4 separate regions of the Homo sapiens genome follow, and all the other regions are linked to region 1. Evidence: chromatin contacts called from ENCODE Hi-C or POLR2A ChIA-PET data. All regions are on one chromosome and are shown on one strand. The core of a region is the stretch at or near the end of the contact, and the rest is flanking DNA. Distances in the headings are between cores, read along the strand shown.

Evidence for each region. Hi-C counts contacts between places; a loop is a spot of excess contacts on that map. ChIA-PET counts read pairs that join two places held with the same protein, here RNA polymerase II (POLR2A). Pooled maps may share reads with other maps.
Region 2: a loop to region 1 is called in a map of heart left ventricle, with 2.8 times the contacts of the local background. The contact joins the enhancer-like site here to the promoter of POR in region 1. A Hi-C loop is called at or near these places in 5 of 168 maps with a recorded cell type or tissue (GM12878, IMR-90, ascending aorta and 2 more), 3 of 37 single-sample maps with no recorded cell type and 20 of 50 pooled maps. POLR2A ChIA-PET finds 5 or more read pairs at or near these places in 25 of 52 experiments (A549, AG04450, CD4-positive, alpha-beta T cell and 18 more).
Region 3: a loop to region 1 is called in a map of CD14-positive monocyte, with 7 times the contacts of the local background. The contact joins the enhancer-like site here to the promoter of POR in region 1. A Hi-C loop is called at or near these places in 2 of 168 maps with a recorded cell type or tissue (CD14-positive monocyte and endothelial cell of hepatic sinusoid), 4 of 37 single-sample maps with no recorded cell type and 9 of 50 pooled maps. POLR2A ChIA-PET finds 5 or more read pairs at or near these places in 9 of 52 experiments (AG04450, GM12878, HEK293 and 6 more).
Region 4: a loop to region 1 is called in a map of CD8-positive, alpha-beta T cell, with 12 times the contacts of the local background. The contact joins the promoter of TMEM120A here to the promoter of POR in region 1. A Hi-C loop is called at or near these places in 50 of 168 maps with a recorded cell type or tissue (B cell, CD14-positive monocyte, CD4-positive, alpha-beta T cell and 29 more), 29 of 37 single-sample maps with no recorded cell type and 41 of 50 pooled maps. POLR2A ChIA-PET finds 5 or more read pairs at or near these places in 28 of 52 experiments (A549, AG04449, B cell and 24 more).

What each region holds. Positions count from the first base shown.
Region 1 is chr7:75,913,628-75,916,822 of GRCh38, reverse strand. It overlaps POR (cytochrome p450 oxidoreductase), which reads right to left and starts at 1,668. Exons shown (of 16, transcript NM_001395413.1): 1 at 1,644-1,668. It overlaps MIR4651 (microRNA 4651), which reads right to left and starts at 1,626; the gene lies at 1,554-1,626. LOC124901680 (a long non-coding RNA gene) reads right to left here. Exons shown (of 2, transcript XR_007060393.1): 2 at 2,329-2,527. RefSeq lists a silencer at 1,461-1,950 and an enhancer at 2,211-2,260.
Region 2 is chr7:76,010,241-76,013,435 of GRCh38, reverse strand. The region is part of intron 5 of STYXL1 (serine/threonine/tyrosine interacting like 1); the gene reads left to right. Among named protein-coding and RNA genes, the nearest start is that of TMEM120A, 17 kb to the right of the region's middle. Within about 2 kb of position 1,750, at least 9 of the 41 ENCODE cell types and tissues checked have a DNase peak (open chromatin) inside an H3K27ac peak, as active enhancers do; they include ascending aorta, endothelial cell of umbilical vein and heart left ventricle, where a contact is called at or near this core.
Region 3 is chr7:75,841,437-75,844,631 of GRCh38, reverse strand. No RefSeq gene overlaps it. Among named protein-coding and RNA genes, the nearest start is that of CCL24, 29 kb to the right of the region's middle. RefSeq lists an enhancer at 1,480-1,699. Within about 2 kb of position 1,652, at least 13 of the 41 ENCODE cell types and tissues checked have a DNase peak (open chromatin) inside an H3K27ac peak, as active enhancers do; they include CD14-positive monocyte, GM12878 and PC-9, where a contact is called at or near this core.
Region 4 is chr7:75,992,854-75,996,048 of GRCh38, reverse strand. It overlaps TMEM120A (transmembrane protein 120A), which reads left to right and starts at 1,454. Exons shown (of 12, transcript NM_031925.3): 1 at 1,454-1,559. The coding sequence starts at 1,479. RefSeq lists silencers at 1,213-1,662, 1,673-1,732.

The sequences.
Region 1 (3,195 bases), core at 419-2,918:
CAGGACGATCCACACCTGATTTACATTGGCTGCGGTCAATGCTGCTGTTTTCAGGAATATCCCTGGGTTGTTTCATTTCAAATCTACCTATTATTTCTTCAAGTGCTAGACCTGAAGAATTTTGGAAAATTAAGATCACTCCTAAGTTTCCACACCACCACGCAACTGGCAGCTAGCATCCCATTCTCTGAAATGCGGATGTTGTACAAATACTTTTTATAATAAGCTATCTGCTCAGCGAAAGTTTCCAACATTAGATGGCATGAAGGTCATAAGTAGCTCAAAAACCACTCTCTTAAAAGGAAAATAAGAACTCCTAAAACAGCCCTCCTCCCAAAAAAAAGGAAGTGGACCTTTCTGGGTTCCCTGGTTTACTAACTGGGCCTTTGGAGCTGTTCTCCTGACCAAGCCAACCCCATAACCACTCAAAAGGGATTTCCGTAGGTAGAACTTGCAAATGGTTAATGAATCAATGCCTTCTCCATAAAGCAAGACCCAAGGAATTACAGCAGTGAACAACGGTGGGGATACTGGATCCCCCAGAGGGTTCCATAAACGTTCTGCTTACAAGGAGGATTAAAGTTCTCGATGCCACTCTCTGGGACCCTGTCTTGATCCTCAGAATCTCAACCCTGTGGGGAGAGCAGGGTGGCTGTCTTACTACCAGACCCACTGATCAGAAAACGGAGGCTCCAGGAGGTATCTTGCTTGCCAAGAATCAAACCAGGGCCACCCAGTCCAGTCCTGTCTCCTTTTGTGCTGGCATCATTCTCCAGCTTGGCCAAGCTCAGAGGCAAGGCAAGGCAAGGCTGCAGCTTTAAGGGTTTAAGAGAGGAGACAGCCACTTTCATTGAAACAGCCCCAAACTCCTTATTAGTGGTCACCAGTTTACACAAGGGTAACTCGTTTTGAAAAACAATACGCAGAAAGTCGAAGTCAATCAAGCTCACTGAAACCTCTACTCTCCTCCCCCTGGCGCCCAAGAGACCTTGAACTCTTACCCAATTGCTCCCCCGATCTAAGGGTGTCCCGGCTCCCCCAGGAGATCCGGGTACCTGTGTTGTGGGGGCCGCCGAGACACCTGACTGCGAGGGGCACTGCCCTCAGGGATGCAGGCCGGGCTGGGGGGCTCCCGTGATCCATCGACTCAGCCCACCTGATGCTGCAGGGTTAGATTCGGGTCCCATGAGCATGCATCGAGCGCCTCTCACGTTAGGTACCCCCAGAATTCGCTGCCTCCCGAGGCCCATTCATCGTACAGATGGGGAAACTGAGGCTCGGAGAGTTAAAGTGGCTTAGCCCGTGGGGGGCGGCGGCGCGGGGACTGGACCCCGAGCCCTGAGATACCGAGCCCTAACCCTCAGCCGAGGGCCTGCCGGGCTCTCTCGGCCCAAGCTGTGGAAAAGTCGACCCTCAGGCCGCCGCGGGAGATCAGCTCTAGGGGAAGGGCGACGCGGAGGAGGGCCGGGGTGGGAGCCATGCCTTCCGCCCGAGCGTCGGGCCAGACGCGCAGTGCCCAGGCCCGAGGGCCCACCCCGACGCAGAGAGCCAGGCGGCCGCGGTGAACTGAGGCGCCCGGCAAACCCCGAGTCTTGGGGCCCGACCTCACCCACCCCGCCGTCGCCGCGAAAGATAGCACTCACCGCTGGCAGCCCGGCTGCTCTCTGCGGGCACCTGGGCAGGGCTCAGGCCCACACCACTGAGGCGCTACCACCGCCTTCGCCGGCCGCGGGGGTGGGGGCGTGGCCATTGGGCCGCCGCCCCGCCCACTCGAGCCGCGCGTGCATTCCCGGAGCCCCGCGCTTCCCCCTGCAAATTTGCGCTCTTGGTACGGCCCGGCCCGGCCACGCCCCCTCGCGGCTCGGCTGGGTCGCCCGGCAGAGAAATGAAAGTGCGTGGTTCCGGGGGTGGCGGAGTCGCCTGGAGACGGCGGCTGCGGCTTCTACAGCTCGGACCCTGCAGGTCACCGGGCCGGCTGCCCACCTTCCCGGGGATCACTGCAGAACTGTGGCTGTGCGCCCGCCGGTCTAGCCTCCTCCTTCGGGCCGCCGCTTGCTTGTGATCGCCACATTGTCTCCTCCACGGCCCTGTTTCCTCACCTGAAATTGGCGAGGCTTCAGGCCCAAGTCGTCTCCCTGGGTTCCCTCCATCCAGCCTGACGGCGGAGGGCGCGCGTTTGTTTTTAGAGACAGGGTCTCGTTCTGTCGCCCAGGCTGGATTGCAGTGGTGCAGTCACAGCTCACTGCAGCCTTCAACTCCTGTGCTCAGGCGATTCTCCCACTTCAGCCTCCCAGTAGCTGGGACTACAGGCGCGCCACCACACCTAGCTAATTTTATTTTATTTTATTTGCAGAGATGCGGTCTCGCTATGATGCCCAGGTTGGTCTCGAACTGGTCTCAAGTGATCCTCCCTCCTCGGCCTCTCAAAGCGCTGCGATTACAGGCGTGAGGTCCCACACGCTGCCTAGAGCTCGCTTTTGAAGGCCGGCCTGTTGGGGGTGGGAAGTGACCAAGCAGGAGGCAAGCCCTGGATGGAAGAGGAGTGGGGGGATACAGAGAGCTTCTGGGGTTTGAAAAGTCTGGCAGCCTTGGTTGGGGAGTGAAGCCCACCTCTGCCTCCTGCTATGGTTTCTACTTTACAGGGTCATGAAGATTAAGTGGTATAACCTTTGTTCCTAAAGGATTTAGAGCACGGCATTACTAAGTGTTCTCATCGCCATTGTTATTATTACTACTACTACTATTATTACTAGCTGTGCTGTGAATTCCTTTTGCAACACTGTGCAACTCACTTCTCTCAGAGCCCCTTCTCCATCTTTTAAAAATAGCCCAGGCACGGTGGCTCACGCCTGTAATCCCAGAACTTTGGTAGGCTGAGGTGGGCGGATCACCTGAGGTCAGGAGTTCGAGACCAGCCTGACCAACATGGCAAAACCCCGTCTCTACTAAAAATACAAAAATTAGCTGGGCATGGTGGCGGGTGCCTGTAATCCCACCTACTGGGGAGACTGAGGCAGGAGACCCACTTGAACCCCGGAGGCAGAGGTTGCAGTGAGCCCAGTTCACACCACTGCACTCCAGTGTGGCCGACAGAGTGACACTCCGTCTCACAAAAAAAAAAAAGTTAATTTATAAAATAATACATAAATATAACATTTATATATTATATAAATGTTATATTTGTTATATTTATAT
Region 2 (3,195 bases), core at 501-3,000, 97 kb before region 1:
CAAAAACAAAAACAAACAAAAAAAAAACTAGATCTGGACTCCTGGCAGCCCTAAGTTCATGTCTGCAGCCCAGTCTCCCCCATCTCCTCCACTTTTTTTTTTTTTTTTTTGAGACGGAGTCTCGCTCTGTCGCCCAGGCTGGAGTGCAGTGGTGCCATCTTGGCTCACTGCAAGCTCTGCCTCCCAGGTTCACGCCATTCTCCTGCCTCGGCCTCCCAAGTAGGTGGGACTACAGGCGCCCACCAGCACGCCCGGCTAATTTTTTGTATTTTTAGTAGAGACAGGGTTTCACCCTGTTAGCCAGGATGGTCTCGATCTCCTGACCTCAAGTGATCCACCTGCCTCGGCTTTCCAAAGTGCTGGGATCACAGGCGTGAGCCATCCTGCCCGGCCACAGTTCTTTATAAGGAACTGATGGCTGTCGGGTTGAAACAGTGAGCAAAGGTGGACCCATTCAGAGGGCAGGCTGGATGGTGGACCGATACCAAGGTCAGAAAGGCAGGGGCATGGCGGCTCGAGACCACCTCTTTTTTCTTGGCTGTCTGATTCCACAAATCCTAGCTGGATCCAGAGGATACAAAAATACACAAAAGTGGGAAGGATTGGTCAGGCACGGTGGCTCACGCCTATAAGCCTAGCACTTGGGGAGGCCAAGGCAGGAGGATTGCTTTAGCTCAGTACTTTGAGACCGGCCTGAGCAATATAGTGAGACCTTGTCTCTACAAAAAAATCAATAAATGGAGCTGGCTGTGGTGGCTCACGCCTATAATCCCAGCACTTTTGGAGGCCAAGCTGGATGGATCACTTGAGCTCAGGAGTTTGAGCCCAGCCTAAGCAACATGGCAAAACCCTGACTACCAAAAATACAGAAATTCACCGGGCATAGTGGCCCACCTGTCTTGTAGTCCCAGTTACTCAGGAGGGTGAGGCAGGAGAATTACTTGAACCCAGGAGGAGGAGGTTGCAGGGAGCCGAGATCACACCACTGCACTCCAGCCTGTGTGACAGAGTGAGACCCTGGCTCAAAAAAATAATTTAGAAAAGAGATGGGTGGATTGCTTGAGCCCAGGAGGTCGAGGCTGCAGTGAGCCGTTGCCATGCCACTGTACTCCAGCCTGGTTGACGAAGCAAGACCCTGTCTCCAAAAAAAACAAAAAGAAAATCAGCCAGGTGTGGCGACTCACACCTGTAGTTTTAGCACTCTGGGAGGCCAAGGCAGGAGGATTGCTTGATCTCAGGAGTTCAAGACCAGCCTGGGCAGTATAGTGAGACCCCCATCTCTATTATAATTCTTTTTTAGTAGAGACAGGGTTTCACCATGTTGGTCAGGCTGGTCTCCAGCTCCTGACCTCAAGTGATCCACCTGCCTCAGCCTCCCAAAGTGCTGGGATTAGAGGCGTGAGCCACTGCACTCAGCCTATTTTTTAATACAAAAAGAGAATCAGATATTAAACCCCTTTGTCCATCACCTAGCTCCAAACATTGTCAACTCATGGTCAGTTTTGTCAAAACAAAACAATTTTGAGATTCCAGTTTCTGCTGATGACTGGTCCTGTCTGTAGGGGAGGCAGTGGCTGGAAGCTGGACTGTGTCAAGGGACGCCCCGGGTATCTGGAGCCCAGAGAAGGGGCACTTGAGCTTCCCAGAGCCAAATCTGACGGAGGAGGAGATTTCGAGGAAGAGAACTGGGTGGAGTTGTCTAAGGCTAGCACCAGACTATGCAGAGATTTGCAGGCAGGGCCTGGTCCCTGGAGAGTGCCGTGTACAGATGTCTGGCTTATTGAAGCGTCTGAACACAATGGAATGTAAACAGAAAGTGGTTTTAACTTTTTCTAACAGTTGCCTTCAGCTGTGTTCCCCTTCCTGCCCTTAGCAACATCGTGAGCAGATTCCATACTTTCTGGCCACTTTTGGTTACAAAAAACTTCAATCGAAATCATAGTATAGAATGACTGGGCAAATGTGACTATTCACAGGATGTTTGACTGTGTTTAGGAATTGTTGCTTTTCGAAGGTTGTAGTGACATTGTTATGGTTATTATAAAGTACAAGTCCTTATCTTTTAGAAATACAGAACAAAATATTTACGGGTGAAATGACGTGATGTCTGGAATTTCCTTTCAAATAATCTGGGGTGAGGTGAGAAGGCAGTGAGGGTATAGAGGAAACAAAATTGGCCAATGAGTTGTTAATGTTTGAAGTTGGGCGATATATACGTTTTAGAGACAGGGTCTCACTCTGTTGCCCAGGCTGGAGTGCAGTGGTGCAATCATAGCTCACTGCAGCCTCCACCTCCTGGGCTTGGTATCCTCCAGCCTCAGCCTCTTGAGTAGGTGGGACTACAGATGCATGCCACCACAGTCAGCTAAGTTTTAAAATTTTTTGCAGATACAGGGTCTTGCTATGTTCCCCAGGCTGGTCCAAAACTCCTGACCTTAAGCAATCCTCCTGCCTTGGCCTCTCAAAGTACTGGAATTATAGGCATGAACCACCACACCTGGCCAACTAGTGTATAGTTTTGAAATAATGTTAAAGGAAGTAAAAAGACAGTCTAGTAGAAGCTAGGGCGGTTTAATGTTCCAACCTCAAATCTGAATCAAGTCTCATCTCTTCCCATGCCCTAGAGCTGGGCAGCCTAGGGTTTGCTGGGGGCACTCAAAGTAGGGAGGGATGGGGGTTAGCTTTAAGGACAGCTGCTCTCTTCCCCTCTTCTGGGCAGAGTACCTTTGGCAGTAGGGCCCAGAGTGGACCTGTCTGTGTGCCTGGCTGCGTGTTAGTGGTGGGAAAGTGCCTGCTCTCTGGCCCCGTCTGGCTGTGTGAGCTGCTGGTAGCCTCTGCTGCTGGGTTTCTCGGGACCCAGCTCAGCCTCACCCTGGCTCCTTCTGGGGCTGAGGATCTCCCAGAGAACGCAGCCAGTGGTGACTCCCTTCAACCCCTGCCAGGCATCTCCTCCAACTTCCTCCCCTTAACTTGGAAGCCCATGACCCGTCCCCTGCCCCGCATGCCCACATTCCTTCACCGGAATCGTAGAAGGCAGGGACTCATGCCTGAGGTCAGACATGTTCCCAGATCCAGGGTATGCATGCCTGGCTCCCAAAGACATCCCTTTCTTCCACTGAGATAACAGCACTGTGAATTTCAGCTCAACAGGTGTACAGTCAGTTAAATAAAGGAAGTAAAGACAATCAGTCTAGT
Region 3 (3,195 bases), core at 403-2,902, 72 kb after region 1:
AGCTTTCTGAGAAGCTGGGATTACAGGTGCACAGCACCATGCCCAGCTAATTTTTGTATTTTCAGTAGAGATGGGGTTTCACCATGTTGGCCAGGCTGGTCTTGAACTTCCGACCTCAGGTGATCCACCTGCCTTAGCCTGCCTCCCAAAGTATTGGGATTACGGGAGTGAGCCACCAAACCCAGCTCCAAATTTTCTTTTTTTAAATTAGCCATGTGTGGTGATAAGCACCTGTAGTCCCCACCACTCAGGAGGCTGAGGTAGGACGATTGCTTGAGACCAGGAGGTCGAGGCTGCAATGAGCTGATTGTGCCACTGCACTCCAGTCTGGCAGTGAGAGTGAGATTGTCTCAAAAAACACAAAACAAACAAACAAACAAAATAAAGACAGGGTCTCCTATGTTGCCCAGGCTGGTCTCGAACTCCTGGGTTCAATCAATCCTCCTGCCTCAGCCTCCCAAAGTGCTGGGGTTGTAGGCGTAAACCATCATGCCAGCCTCTATGGGAGCCATAAAGTGGTCTATGTAATCACACACTTGTCAAACCAATTCTATCCGTGATTCTTGGGGAAATCTGTGAAGTCCCATCTATCTGAAGAGATGTTGTGGAGGCTGAAATAACTCCATCTTGGAAGCTAGGCTTCTGATTAACCCTGGTTCCAAGAATGCCTCTAAGATTTCCAGTTTATCTATCATTCCTTATATAAAAGCGCATACTTACCATTAATCCTGCCCTTATGCCAGAGGCGTTAGAACCAGAGTGACTCCATCTTGAGTGAGGGCTAAGAAAAATGAGGCTGGGGCTTGCTGGGCCGCACTCCCAGAAAGTGAGGTATTCCTAGCCTCCAGATGTTTACAGTTAAGGGAACAGATTGACAATGTTTACTAAACAGACCCAGACTTAGGAGTGTCCTGATATCCCGATATCTTGACAACAGAAGCGTTCCTACGATAATTTCGATTCTTGCGAAATACAGTAAGAAAATTAATCCTTTATCACAAACCCTTGTAGCAGAACACATCTCCCCATAATCTTTTCTTATGCTATATATAAACAAGTATTGTCTCCAGGGTGGACACATTCCTCCTCTTCCTAACCTGTCTGTGGAGTAGCTGTGTCCTTCACCACGTTACTTTCCTAATAAACTTGCTTTTACTTTATGAACTTGCCCTGAATTCTTTCTGGCGCGAGATCCAAGAACCCTCTGTTGGGGTCTGGATCGGGACCCCTTTCTGGTAACACTTGGATCAAATCAACCTTGATGAACTCCTACTTACTGTAAATCCTGCCCTTAAGCAAATTCCTACACATTCCTTCTGGAGCATGTGCATTCTTTCCTTATGGTATATAGTTCCTGAGTCTGGGATGTAACAGCATGGAGATCTACCTGCCTTGTGGCCATCCAAGACGATGCTTCTGTCCATAGTTCCCCCAGTGAAACACCCCGTGATGACAAACTGGATTTGTCTGCCTCATTCTTTGGTTTCTTGGCTCCTTCTATACTTAGGGTTGTTTTGCATATAAGGCCCTATTGTGAAACAGATGTTTAATATGAGTCACTGTTCTGTTTAGAAATATACATTGTTGTTACTGTTGATCTCCACTTCTGCGGGGGTGTTTCCTGTTCTGGAAATCTCTCTGCTGGCCCCTGGGGCACCTCCGTGAATAGTGAAATGCTCACTACTTGGCAGGGAGACTTTCAGCTCTGAGTCCAGCCTGCAAACACCCCAATATCACTCTTCGCACAGAGATACAGGCACTGTGACACTAAGCTGGAGGCAAGGTATGTGGGGAGGCTGGCCTGGGGAAATAAAGCTATTTTTGGATCCAATAAAGCTTCCTAAAGCTGAGGCCACCTAAGAGGTATCCGTCAAATGCTTACCTTGTATAGGATTCTTCTGTGTATTTTGGTCCAGTGGTCAGCAAGAGGCCGGGAGCTACAGAACTACCCATCCAGGGCCCCAGGGAAGGTTAAGGACAGGGTTAAACCAGACTTCAATTCTCATCATCCTGATGCAGCAAGAAGGAAATGTCTGTTATCAGTGTGGGTGGGAGTTGTGTTTCCCCTGAAAGGAGTGGAAATTTCACTGAAAGTCATCCTGGAAAGAGGCCAGTCTTCGGAGACAGAAAAAAAAAAAAAAATGAAAAGGCTGGGCGCGGTGGCTAATACCTATAATCCCAGAACTTTGGGACACCAAGGTCTGCTGATCACTTGAGGTCAGGAGTCCAAGGCCAGCCTGGCCAACATGGCAAAACCCTTTCTCTACTAAAATTACAAAAAAAAATTAGCCGGGTGTGGTGGCACACACCTGTGGTCCCAGCTACTTGGGAGGCTGAGGCACGAGAATCGCTTGAACCCGGGAGGCAGAGGTTGCAGTGAGCCAAGATCGTACTATAGCACTCCAGCCTAGGTGACAGACTGAGACTCAGTGTCAAAAAAAAAAAAAAAAAAAGAAGCTTGGGGAGGTGGGTCTCAAAGACAAAACAAAAGCTTTTTCTCTCCCCAGGGCTGCTAAACCTGGATTTTGAGGCACAGACAAAAGATCTATGTTGTAGCTAATTTTCTGACAATTTGGCTATGCTAAGGTGCCTGTCTAGACATCAGTTTAGATGCTAACACCAGTCTAGGTGCTACTATGAAGGTAATTTTCAGACATGATTAACTTTTTTAATTTTTATTTTAGAGACAGAGTCTTGCTCTGTCGCCCAGGCTGGAGTGCAGTGGTGCGATCATAGCTCACTGCAGCCTCAACCTTCCAGACTCAAGTGATCCTCCCACTTAAGCCTCCCAAGTAGCTGGGACTACAGGCTCACACCACCACGCCTGGCTTTATTTTATTTTTTTTGTAGAGACAGGGTCTCGCTATATTGCCCAGGCTGGTCTCAAACTCCTGAACTCAAAGCGATCCTCCTGCCTCGGCCTCCCAAAGTGCTGGGATTACAAACGTGAGCCACCGTGCCTGGCTGTGATGAACATTTAAATCAGCAGACTTTGAATAAAGACGATGACCCTCCACAAAGCAGGTAGGTCTCATCCAATCACTTGAAGGCTTTAAGGTCAAAGAGTGAGGTTTCCTGAAGAAGAAGGAATTGGGCCTCGATTCCACTGCAACATAGAAACCCTGGCTGGGTTTCCAGCCTGCTTGGCCTGCCTGAAGAATTTAGACACGAGGCTGCAACACCACCTCTTCCCTG
Region 4 (3,195 bases), core at 205-2,704, 79 kb before region 1:
GCCCAGCCTTGTCTAGCCCCCAGGCTCCTAGAATGGGATCACACCCTTGCCTCATCCCCAGCGCTTCCTGCCATCCACCCCTTGAAACAGATTTTCTTTCCCTGCTCCCCACTCATTTCTGCCTGGCTGTGTTCACCAAGGAGAGATTCTCACCCCCTCCCCCATCTCCCTATCCACGTTTCTAGAAATTCCTAAGGTCTTAAAAGTTTTCCTTTTTTTTACCCCCTTTCCTTTTTTTTGGAGGCACGGTCTTGCTGTGTCTCTCAGGCTGGAGTGCAGTGGCGCAATCATGGCTCACTGCAGCCTCAACTTCCCTGGGCTCAAGCGATCCTCCCACCTCAACCTCCTGAGTGAGTAGCTGGGAATGCAGGCATGCACCATCACACCTGGCTAATTTATTTTTATTTTTGTAGAAACAGGGTCTTGCTCTGTTGCCTAGGCTGGTCTCGAACTTCTGGGCTCAAGTGATCCTCCAGCCTCGGCCTCCCCAAAATGCTGGGATTACAGGTGTGGGCCACGGCACCCAGTTGGAAGTTGTTTTCCAAATGCACTTCTCCAAAGCTGGCAGCACCCACAGAACAAACTGGGCATCAGGAGACGGCACAGACTAGGGGACTGGTAGGGGATTAGGATGTCCATCCATGCAGGACCTTCCCCAAGTCCATTCGGCAACCATTCCCTGCCACCGCGTGGGTGGGGCTGGGAACAGAGAGATGAATGCCGTCCCACCACTTAGCGCGCTCTGTGGAGGGATGGGGGTGGGAGGGGGTGGGGGATTCCCCTCAACAGAAGGGCAGGCCTTCAAGGAGGAGTGGGGTTTTGCCAGAGGGGGAACGGCTTTACACACAGCCCTGGCTTTCCTCAGGGTGTGAGTTGGGACAGAGCCCGGGATGGCTGCAGAGCTCCGATTAGGGACCTCCTGGTAGGCAGGACACAGCCGCTGGAAAGTTTTAAGCATGAACATGATGGGGAATCAGCCTTGTGTTTTGGGAAGGGCAGTCCGGTGGCCGCGAGAAGGGACAGTGGAGGTGAGGCAGGGAGAAAGGAGGCCGCTGTAAAAATCCAAGCGAGAGAAGCAGCTCTAACTCCCTTCCCCAAAGAGGCTCAGCTTCCCAAGGACGAAAATGTTGCAAGCAGGTGTCACCTCCCTGCACCTTGGTTTGCTCTCAGCATGACGGGCCAGAGCCCTGCTGGCTGCACCACGCGGCTGGCACAGTCAGTGCAGTCCAGGCCCGGGGGCTGCAGCCGTCCCAGTCCCGGTCCAGGCCGCGAGTCCCGGGGCTAGCAACCGCCCTTGCATACGGCCCCGCCCATACCCCGCCCCTGTCCCGGATTGGCTGGGGTGGGGGGCGTGGCCTTTCCCCATTGGTGCCCGTGGCGGCGCGAGCCCGGAAGCGGACGGGGGCGGTGGCGGAGGAGCCTCGGGTGGGCCGGGGTTGCTGCGCCGTCCTCCACTACTGGCTACTGGCGCTGCAGCCATGCAGCCCCCGCCCCCGGGCCCGCTGGGCGACTGCCTGCGGGACTGGGAGGATCTACAGCAGGACTTCCAGAACATCCAGGTTAGCGCCGCTGCGGACGCCGGGTCGCCCCCGAGCCGCGTCTCGCTGGCTCAGGGTCAAGGGTCGGGCAGCCCTGGGTCAGGCAGTGGGGAGCTAAGGGTCAGGGGTCGGGGCCCTGGCGTCACTGCCAAGGGGGGCGAGGCCCCTGGTCCTGGTGTCCACTGCCACCACCTCCAGTGTCCGGGAACCCCGGCGGGACCCCATCGCGCTGGGCGACCTCGGCTTCCAATGAGGGCCTTGGAAAGGGGCCCAGACCCCGACCCCGTCCCTTCCCAGAAGAGAGCGGCCGCCTGAGTCACACACGGGCGGGCCCAGCCTTGGGTCAGCCACTCAGCAAACGCGCAGCGGGCAGCGCCCGAGAGGCAGCCCAGGTCGGGGGAGCAGCGTTTAGGGGGGTGTCCTCGGCCTGGATGGGGGACGCCCCAGGCAGAGGGATACCGCGCGCCGCCGAGGCCTTTGGAAGGAAAGAGGGGACTTGACAGGCCCATGTGGCTGCATCAAGGAGAACCAGGGGAGGGGTGGGACGGGTGGGAGGGGTGGGCGGGGCTAGGCCCTGCAGGGACGCTCTGGCCTGGCAGAGATCAGAGTCCCTCCGAGGCCAGTGGAAAGCTACGGGAGGAATTGTCTGGACTGAGCTCCCCAGGGCCACCGTGGCTGTTCTGTCCAGAGGCCAGGGAGGAGGAGGCTGTTGGCCTCATCCAGGCAGGGAAGAGGGCGGTGGCTGTGGGTGGGCAGAAGTGGCACGTGCTGGGGTCCGAGGGGGCGTGGTGACCCCTCCTGGGCATGAGAAACAAGATCCAGACAGAGTAGAGCCCTGGCCAGCTGATGGCTTGGTTAGCCCTTGGCCTCTCCTGGACTGGTTCCAACTGCTTCCTGTGGGCATTGAAACCCAGCTGCCCCTGGCCCTGCCAAGGCCCCTGCCATTGGTGCTTCTCCCCAGAGACTGAGCAGACCCAGTCTCCCCGCCTGGCCGCCGCTGTCCTGGCCACAGCCCCTGCTTGGCTCTCCTCACACTGCCCCTTGCCCCATCTCTAGGCTGCGCCTTCTTGAGACTCACCTACCAGGGCAAAGTGCTTGGGGAATCCTTGGGCCAAAGGTGCTAGGGGAAGGGAGTGGGGCTGGCCTTAGAGCAGGAGGCTCTAGGGTTGAAACCTGATGACCTTTAACCTGGGAAGAAGATGTCAGGGATTCCTGAGAACCTGAGCTCCTCCTGTACTGGAAGGCTAGATAGGCAGGAGGAGCTGAGAGGATAGAGGGGTGGCTCTGGGCTGCCTGCTTGGTCCAGGAGGTGGCCCTGGGGGCCTAAGCTCCAGACTCAAGGTAGGAGAAAGAGTCTGTCCTTGTAGGGTGGGGACAACTAGCAGATGGGCTGAGACTAAGAAAACCTTGGCTGGGTGCGGTGGCTTATGCCTGTAATCCCAGCACTTTGGGAGGCCGAGGCAGGCAGATCACCTGAGGTCAGGAGTTCAAGACCAGCCTGGCCAACATGGTGAAACCCTGTCTCTACAAAAATACAAAAATTAGCCAGGCATGATGGCAGGTGCCTGTAATCCTAGCTACTTGGGAGGCTGAGGCAGAAGAATGGTTTGAACCCGGGAGGCGGAGGTTGGAGTGAGCTGAGATCCTGCCATTGCAC